Regions from separate parts of the Mus musculus genome. Here region 1 is linked to region 2. Evidence: chromatin contacts called from ENCODE POLR2A ChIA-PET data. All regions are on one chromosome and are shown on one strand. The core of a region is the stretch at or near the end of the contact, and the rest is flanking DNA. Distances in the headings are between cores, read along the strand shown.

Region 1 (4,747 bases), core at 1,905-4,404, 37 kb after region 2:
TCAATCCTTTTCTTTTGGGGTGGGAGGAGGCGGGTTTCTGCAGCTGTTGGCTGTTTGTAAATTTAGAATGTCAAAAAAAAAAGACTATGCTAAAAGGTAGGCGGTAGCCGTTTGGAGATGCCGGGGATCGAACCCGGGGCCTCATACATGCAAAGCATGCGCTCTACCACTGAGCTACATCCCCACTCACTGTTACAGTACGCTCAGAAATGCCCTAGTGATTGCATAGTGTGCCGCTTGGCTCCTAACAGCAGCTTGAATATAGCTGTTTAGAAATCACAACCAGGGGGAGTGGGTGGGTAGGGGAGTGGGGGGGGGGGTATGGGGGACTTTTGGTATAGCATTGGAAATGTAAATGAGCTAAATACCTAATAAAAAATGGAAAAAAAAAAAAAAAAAAGAAAGAAATCACAACCAGTCATTGGCTGTCCGGAGTATTCCTCCGATCCTCACTAACAAAGTTGGTCATCCCCCTAGAGATACCCGAGGGCAGACAGATTCGGGAGTAGAAACTGAGAAGAGGGTTGGAAAAATTGAGAGAGACTTACTCATCAGGCACTTAGGACAAAATAGAACCGTGACCCGAAAAAGAAAGATACGTTTGCTTTTTGTTTTAAATGCAAGATAATGTAGTAAAATATAAAATGTTTAAACGAAATAATGAAGTTAAGTGCTCTAAATGGAGTAAGTGCATAGGAGGTGGGCAGGTTTTCCAGTGCTCGATGTTGTTGTTGTTGTTAATAAAGGTTTATTCATCTTATGTAATGAGTGTTTTGCCAGCATGTATGTATGTGTACTATGAGTGCCTAAGGAGGTCAGAAGTCACTCCATCCTCTGTAACTCTAGTTACAGTTGTAAACAGGTTCTGAGAACCTGGATCCTTTCTGTACTTACCCACTGAACCATCTCCAATCCCTACCCCCACCGCCAATCGTAAATTGTTGTAAGGTATTCACCATAGACTCCTGCTCAGACATGGGTAGAAGCCAATAGAACGTCTTTATTTGTCATCTGACTACTACACTGGGTTTACAGGATCCCAGTGTAGCCCCGAGCCCTTCTCAGGGTGAGCTTTTAAATACACAAGCATGGTCTGAGTTGACATTCTTCAGTTAACCAGAACAGTTGGCCAGAAGCAGATCTATAGAAGCAAGGTTAGTACATTTAGAGATTTTCCTCAGAGCGATGCAGACTTGGATGGATTAGGTCTTTGCTTTAGATGGATTAGGTTTTTGGCAGGTGGTGCTGTCTAAACGCTGAGTGTGACAGCCTGTAATGGCACTTCCATCATGGAGTCAGTTGTGCTAAGATCTCAGGGCCTATTAAGTCTGTGGCCCTGTAACAAAATCTGTGTGTGATGGTCTGTAGGCTTCATGGATAAAGTAGCATTTGAGAGGAGGCCTGGAGACGCCGGGTATCACACTGTACAGATTTTGGCCAGAAGACAGATCAGCGAGATGAGCCCAGGGACTGGCTCGCTGGTAAAGAGCTAGTTGTGTGTCTGGGTGACAGTCGCAGGTCAACCATAAACTAATCAAACTGCTTCAATATGGTGTCCCCGTGAGTCAGGTGCTCTGCTGTATACTCAAGAGGTCTTTGCCACACTGGATTACATATTGTATGTGAATGAGAGATTTGGATAGAAAAAGTGACCAAGTTAAAATAAAAACTGCAAAGGCATAAGCGAGATACTTGAGAGTTCCACAGAAAAAAACTTTTTTTTTTTTTTTTTTTTTGAAGCTGGGTTTCATATAACCCAAGCTGACCATGGGGGATGGGATGGCTATGACAAGGGATGACCTTGAACTCCTGACCCCGTGCCCTTTAACGCTGTGATTTACAGGTCTGTGCCACCAGGCCCAGCAAATAACACATCACCGAAGGTCCTCGATGTCATGACTCTGAGTTCTTGGTGAACCAGAAGAGCCTTAGCTCACCATCAGTTGTCCTGTGCCTGAAACCGGTGGCCATTCTTTAGTCCAGGGATTCACTTGTTTCTTCAACTGACCTAATAATGTTCCTTATCTTCAAAATAATTGTAGGTGAGTTTGCAGAAAATTTAAAACGTCCCATGGTGGAAGAGGAGAGTCAAGCAAGAGCCTTGAGGTTATTATGAAGACTTCAACTTCTTTCCTGGGAGTTAGCAGCCACTCACTGGTGGGGTTTGAGCAGAGGGCTCTGATGGATACTGTGGAGACATGGGCTCTGAAAGGGTTCTCTAAAGTTAAAAAAATTTTTTAAAAATGGAAGCGATTGTAGAGTGTGGTGACTGAGGCCGGGGGATTGAACCAGGGCAAGGAGCCGAGTGGGGGACTCTAGAACCCAAGAAGAAAGTAGGAGGTCATAGACCGGAGAGAAATGGAGGTGGTAGCATCCCGAGTGGCGAGGAGAAAATGCTGTGAGGAAGGACAGACACACCAGAGAGGTGAGGTTTGCAACTCTCGGTTAGAATTGGGCGAGTGGATAGAGACATTGACAAGAGAGGTTTTGAGAGAGGCAGAGAAAGAAGCTTGACCCAAGTGGCCTCCAGAATGAAAGGATAGAAAAACTACTCCAAAAACAAAAACAAAACGGTCCCTGGAACCCAGCTGTATACCAGCTGGGGAGAGACAGAGGGATTTGGGGTAGGTGTGGATTCTGAATGAAATGAGGGTAAATGGCTGTATTACTTGTTCAAAATTAAAGGGATAACTGTAAGAGATGATGTAGTTACAAAAGTGGACAAAAGGCCACGCTTGGGATGAGGAGGTAGAGCCAAATTCCAGACCCTAAGTTTAGCTCAGCGCAGTGCCAGGATGAGTCGGTATGCGGGGAACCAGACACCTTGTCCCGGGAGCCAGGCCTTTGCCCCTGTAGGGCAGGGTCAGCCTAGGTCAGCTACTGGGAGTGGAGCCCAGCTGGCCTTGCGCGCTCACCTGTCCCCGACAGTTCCCTACTGCTGACTGGGCCATACTGGGCGGCCTAGAAAGGCGGTGGAAGGGGGGTCGACAAAAGGGAGATCGGGGCTAGGGTGGTGGCTTTGGGAACCCAGAGAAAGGGCAGCACCTGCCTCCATTCTCAGCTGGGTGCACCCTCGGCTCACGTCTCAGCTTGCCCGCTGCCGGCCCCGCCCCTCCTCGCCCAGTGGGTACTCGGAGCTCAGCCCAGCTTGGACAGTAGCATCCAGGGACCTCCCCAAAGCCACAAGACTCGAATGTACTAAGGACACGGATGGCGACTGTGGGGCCGCGGACCGGGCCGAACGCAGGAGCCGAGGCGCTGGCCCTAGCGGCAGAGCTCCAAGGCGAGGCGACGTGCTCCATCTGCCTAGAGTTTTTCCGGGAGCCGGTGTCAGTCGAATGCGGCCACAGCTTCTGCCGAGCCTGTATTATGCGCTGCTGGGAGCGTCCCGGAGCTGGGACCGGCACGGCGACCCGCACGCTGCCCTGCCCACTGCCCTGTCCTCAGTGCCGCGAGCCCGCGCGCCCCAGCCAGCTGCGACCCAATCGACAGCTGGCCGCGGTGGCCTCGCTCCTTCGGCGCTTCAGCCTGCCCCCCACCGCCCCCGGGGAGCGCGGGACTCCAGCGGTGCCTGCCCGGGCGGCGGCTGCGCGGTGCTCCCAACACGGAGAGCAACTTAAGCTCTACTGCCAAGACGACGGCCGCGCCATTTGCGTGGTGTGCGACCGCGCCCGCGAGCACCGTTCGCACGCCGTGCTGCCGCTGGAGGAGGCGGTGCAGGAGGCCAAGGTGGGTGCAGGATGTCCCGGAGCCCTGGCTCTGCTCCAGCCCTCCCAGCTCTCCTTGCGGACTGCAGGCAGGGTCCTACAGAAAAGCCCCGGTCTCCTTTTTCTCTTTCTAAAACTGTTTTCCCCTCATCTCTTCTCGTCCCTCAGAGCCCGATGCCTGGAGGCCTGGAAGATGGCCCCAGGGACTTGAAATCTTGTCTGTCCCCAACCGCTAATGTAACTCTGCCCAGGAGAAATTCTGTTTGTCACGCCCACATATCCACTGCCACACTCCTACTGCGTTCCCAGGGGCGTGGCACTACACAAAGTACCAAGTTCAAAGAGGAAGAACACAGAATAGCGTCCTGGGTTAGGTGGTCTGTCTGAAGGGCTGTGAAGCCCATTGGTTCTGGGCATCTTCCCTTTTAGTCTGTCCCTCGATAGGCTGCGGCACAAGAGGCGTGTGCAGCTCCCAGTCTCTGCTGCCCTGTTGTGCTCCAGCCTTCCTACAGGATGAGAGGAGAGCTGAAGATAAGATAGACCGAACCAAGGTGGGAGTCTCGATTCTCACCGCAGACCACGTGATTGATGCCCTTGAGGAAGTGAGACTCCCGGACCTTTGGAGTTCCCCTGCATTTGTTCTGCACCAATAGGCTTAGTCTGCAAGTCTCTGTTCACCCCATAGCCAGAGATGGTATCTATCCAGTCTCCTGCTCCTGAGAGCAGAATCTTGGCTTTCTCCTGGATGGTTCTAGGAAAGTACACGAGAGGGTATCCAGAATTTTCTGACCACGTGTCTTCCTTCTACCACAGGAGTTGCTGGATTCCAGGCTGAGGGCCTTGAAGAAGGTACTGGAAGACTATGAAGCGTTCCGGTCAACAGAGGAGAGGGAGAGCAAGGAGCTTCTAGTGAGTCCAAGTGTGAGAAGCATAGGGTTGTGGATGACCAAGGCAGAGAGAGAGAGAGAGAGAGAGAGAGAGAGAGAGAGAGAGAGAGAGAGAGAGAGAATATGGTTGAAACAGTAGGGTGGATTTCAGAA
Region 2 (4,770 bases), core at 1,149-3,648:
GCTTAAGGCTTGGAAAAATGAAAGACAGCCAGTTGGGTCTACCAAAGAGACAGATGATGTAAAACCTTGGGGTGCTAAGAAGGCATCCCTCTGGTTGTGAAAGAACACATCCAGGGTAGTACCCTGCATATTCCACCGAGACTACAACGGGTGAGTCTGCAACAGGCCGGCAGAGCAAGTGGTCTTAATTGAGAGACCCTGGTTTTTACATCTCTGAGCAACCACAGGGGGCTGCAACTTCACACAACATTCACCTAACATATACCTTCCTTTCCAAATGCCTTCCAGTGCACCTTGCTAAGGTCCCCTAATCCCAGCAAACTCTGGCAACTCTCACTGCTCGGCCTACGGATCCCAGCCAAAAGCCTTTGCAATGGAACTATTCCCCAGATACCCACAAGATATTGTGCTTTCACATCTGCCTATGGCTTCCCTCCAAACTTAACCTCACTGTCTTACCCCACCATGATAAGACGTAAACTACAAACAAAACAAAATGGCCATCCGGCTTCTTTCTTCCTTCGGTTCTTATCTGTGACCTAAGCTGGCTTGCCTGGAATTTACTAAATAGACTAGGTCAGCCGTGACATCAGTGATCTTCCTACTTCTGCCTCCTGAACACTCGGATCCCAAACCTCTGACACCATGCTTAGTCTCCTATATTCCTTTATTCTCCGCACTACCATATTTTATAAGTACTAATTTCAATCTCTTATCACAGATAAGAAACTAAACTCAGCTGGATGATGGTGGTGCATGTCTTTAGTCCCAGCGCTTGGGAGACAGAGGCAGGTGAACTCGGACTTCAGGGCCATCCTGGTCTAGAGGGCAAGTTCCAGAGCAGCTAAGGCTACACATTGTCTGGAAAAACAAAACACATAAGAAGAGGAGGAGGAGAAGTTAAATTCCATGCAATTTACGAATAGAAAAAAACAAGCCAGCATGGTCTACAGAGAGCCAGGGATACAAAGAGAAACACTGTCTCCAAAACAAAACAAAACCAAAAAAAAGAAAAAAAAAGAAAGAAAAACAAATACTTATACCTAGGGCTTGGTGTTTTAGGGCTATAATCTTAGTTACTTGGCAGGCTGAGGAAGGGAGATCATAAATTTAAGGCCAATTTGAGCTATGCACATCCTGAATCAAAACGAAACAAGGTTGAATGTGGTGATGAATTCCATCATCGAGGCCAGCCTGGTCTACAGAGTGAGTTTCAGGACAGCCAGGACTACACAGAGAAACCCTGTCTCGAAAAACAAAAAACAAACAAAAAAACGAACAAAAACTAAACAAGGCTGGGAGTTGGGTGGATTTAACTCTGTAAGGCACTCTTCCTAGCATGTGGGAGTTCAACCCATAGCACTAAAATAAATAATTAAATGTATCCTTTAGTTCACATAGACATTAGTGGTTGCTTACCTTCCTGACCTGTGTGTGCTCCTTAAAAAAAAAAAAAAAAAAAAAAAAAAAAAAAAAAAAGTGAAGCTGAACAAATCGGCTGTAGCCAAACACACATGGCAGGAGAGAAAATTCCTGACTTCAGCCAGTGCTCTGTGGCAATCACAAGCGCACTCACACACAAATACTTTAAAACATACAGTTAAAACTTTTTAAGGCCAGATCTGTGACATTTGGAAACACTACAAAATTTGAACACGTGTTGAGGTCATCGGGTTGCCAGGCTATCCGTGTTCCTCTGCTTCCCCGTCCGGGAACACTTCTTTCAGGGCAGCACAAGACAGACCAGCAGGCTTTTCTGGGGAATGATCAGAGGCACAGAAAGGGCTTCCAACAGAATCCCCAGAAATCTGAACCCAGCACTTCCTCCTTTATAGCCTCGCCGGGCGGCGGCTCGGTTTATAATTCCAGTACTTGGGAGACAGAAGCAGGTCGGTAGTTCAAAACCATCCTTGGCAACACAACCAGTTTAAGACTAGCCTTCGCTACATGAAATTTTGCCATAAAACAAACAAACAGGCCAGATTTGCTGGCACACGCCTCTAATTGCGACTTTAATTGTACTTCCGTAAGTCAAAGTTGGAGCCGGGGTCTCCAACCAAGGAACTGAACAGAAGCGGAAAGGGCGGAGCCGCGTCTCTGCCACGTAAGGGCGGAGAGGCCACTGTAGTTTGCTTGTGTGCCCTCAGCCCCACTTCTGCTTCCACGGCATGCTTTAATCTCCCGAGAAGCCTTTCTAAAACCCTGGCGCATCTGGCTTCAGAATGCATTTGTACAGCGCTGCCAAACTAGGTTGCGTGGCAGAAGAAACGACGATACTTGAGACCTACTCTCCCAGTTCCTCCCACTTCTCAGTGCAGCTATCTTTGAGCAGCAGTGAATCATGGGAATCCCCGCCTTGCTCTCCGAGTATTTCCGGTTCCGGCGGAGGCCGCTCTTTCTTTTTCTCCACAGGGTCGTGGTGGCAGCCGCTGTGGTGCTTGGCTCTCTGAGCTATCCGGTGCCATCCTTGTCGCTGCGGCGACCCTCGCATCAACTGCAGCCATGACCGAGCAGATGACCCTTCGCGGGACCCTTAAGGGCCACAATGGATGGGTAACACAGATCGCCACCACACCGCAGTTCCCGGACATGATCCTGTCTGCGTCTCGAGGTACGGGCTGCATGCCGGGTAAATCACCCGGTGTCCTGGGGACTGCATGAGAGTCTCGTGGTTAAGCAAGTGGCGCGCGTGTTGGCTCGGTTCATTCCCCAACCCAGTTGTTAGTTGGGGCGTGCATACCCCAACTTGGGCCCCAACCGGGACGACCCTTTACACATGAACGGAAACCGAGACACGTCGCGCAACTGTACTCACACCCCACCTCCCAAAGTTGGCGATTTTAAATCTCTCGCTTGCTTCCTGGAGATGTGTTTAAGTAGTTTTACGGGGCTACAAGACGGGCGGAGCAATGATGACCCCAACATGCCATCTGAGTGGCTTTGCTGAAATCCAGAGGCTGTTTCTGAGCTGTTGTCGCCTGGCCCTAAACTATAGACAGTGGGTAAACTTTGTAGATGCCTTGTTCCCCACATTTCCGGACTTGATTGTCCCGCCCTAGGTTTTCTTGTAACTAATGATTTTTTTTCTTTAATGATGTATCTTCATGTGTATTTCCTCCCTACCCACCCCAAAATTATGCTCATTTTCTCTCCTACCTAATACTAGGCTTATTATTGTCCGTTTCTGTGTAAGTTGGTTCGTGGCTAGGATTGTGTCTGATGCTACAATAACGGCTGCATTTATTTCAGTAACTCTCAGGCGGGAAAGGCTGTCTCTGCTCAGCCTACATACACCCAAGTGGTGCTTCTGCTGTTAATTAGTCTCGGGCCCGGACGATGACTAAGGTTAGGGTTAGTTTCCCAGACCCTGCATGGTAGCTTGCAGTCATCTGAAACTAGTTCCAGGAGACCTGACACGCACTTCTGAACACCATAGACACAGGTAGCACACATATGTATGTAGGGAGCCACTTTAAATAAAATACATTTTGAATGTGGAACTTAAGTCTCAATCCCAGGAAGTGTGGTGCCCATAGTCTCACATTACAGCTGAGATCTACAGCTCTTGATATTGTAGAGTAGTAAGCCTCTTTTATTTATAACTTGAAGTTTCTCTGTCCCGTTTACTGGCCCCAGTGACTTTAAGACTGTAAATGGTGCACAGTAAGTAGGCTTATACCAACCTTTACCAACCCTTTTAGACAAGACCATCATCATGTGGAAGCTGACCAGAGATGAGACCAACTATGGCATACCACAGCGTGCTCTGAGAGGTCACTCCCACTTCGTTAGTGATGTTGTTATCTCCTCTGATGGTCAGTTTGCCCTCTCGGGCTCCTGGGACGGAACGCTGCGCCTCTGGGATCTCACAACGCAAGTAGCTGCTTTGGAATCTTGGGGGGAAAGTGGGCAGAACTGAGGTAGATTCGCCGGGGTGCAGTCTCCCCTTGGTAATTGGTCCTTTTGTAGAGGGTAAAGCAACATTTGGGGGTGTTGTTTTAAACTGGGTACCTATGAAGTGTCTCATCTTGTACGTTGTCTTAGATGGGCATTTGGCAGATGTAATAGAGGATCCTAGTGATGACAAGACGACATTGTCAACCAATCCCCCACAAGGGAATGAGGACATGTCCTGCAATTCTGAATGGGTTCTCTGATACATGTCAGACATGACATAGGCTAGTAGTAGGTTCTAAGCCACGTGTGGACTGTGTGGGGTAATAGAGCCTACGGGGCAAGGATGAAGCTAGGAAAAGGCTCTAGCTGGATGGACAAAACCTGTCTAGAAAGTGACCAGGTTCTCCTTCTTAGGGGCACCACCACAAGGCGATTTGTCGGCCACACCAAGGATGTGTTGAGCGTGGCCTTCTCCTCTGACAACCGGCAGATTGTCTCTGGGTCCCGAGACAAGACCATAAAGTTATGGAATACTCTGGGTGTCTGCAAGTACACGGTCCAGGTAAAGGGATAAGGGTGGTAGGGACAGCATGTTCAGGGCTACCTCCCGCCCCCTGGGGACTTGGGTTGTTTCTGAGGTGGGTTCCTCACTAGGTAGTCCTGGTGGCCTGGAGTGATCTGACTCCTAGGTGTTGGGGTGAAGCTGTGTGCCACCGACTGCCTCTTTAGCTTTTCATTGTGTGTTGTTAGTCCTGTGACTGTCTGGGGTTGTTTTTTGTTATTTTTAAGCTAAGCATGCTGGCTTGTGACTGGCATGGGACTTACAGGCGTTGGAATTTTATTTAAGTACGCTGTAGCTGTCTTCAGACACTC

Evidence for each region. ChIA-PET counts read pairs that join two places held with the same protein, here RNA polymerase II (POLR2A).
Region 1: POLR2A ChIA-PET joins it to region 2 with 91 read pairs in Patski. The contact joins the promoter of Trim7 here to the promoter of Rack1 in region 2. POLR2A ChIA-PET finds 5 or more read pairs at or near these places in 5 of 5 experiments (Patski and embryonic stem cell).

The regions. Positions count from the first base shown.
Region 1 is chr11:48,834,317-48,839,063 of GRCm38, forward strand. Trim7 (tripartite motif-containing 7) reads left to right here and starts at 3,155. Exons shown (of 7, transcript NM_001347446.1): 1 at 3,155-3,729; 2 at 4,521-4,616. The coding sequence starts at 3,211. n-TAtgc9 (a tRNA gene) reads right to left here and starts at 184; the gene lies at 113-184.
Region 2 is chr11:48,797,962-48,802,731 of GRCm38, forward strand. Rack1 (receptor for activated C kinase 1) reads left to right here and starts at 2,399. Exons shown (of 8, transcript NM_008143.3): 1 at 2,399-2,611; 2 at 3,702-3,873; 3 at 4,312-4,459. The coding sequence starts at 2,503. Gm36109 (predicted gene, 36109) reads right to left here and starts at 1,442. Exons shown (of 2, transcript NR_166852.1): 1 at 1,420-1,442. It overlaps LOC115485831 (a small nucleolar RNA gene), which reads left to right and starts at 2,904; the gene lies at 2,904-2,971. Snord96a (small nucleolar RNA, C/D box 96A) reads left to right here and starts at 4,072; the gene lies at 4,072-4,148.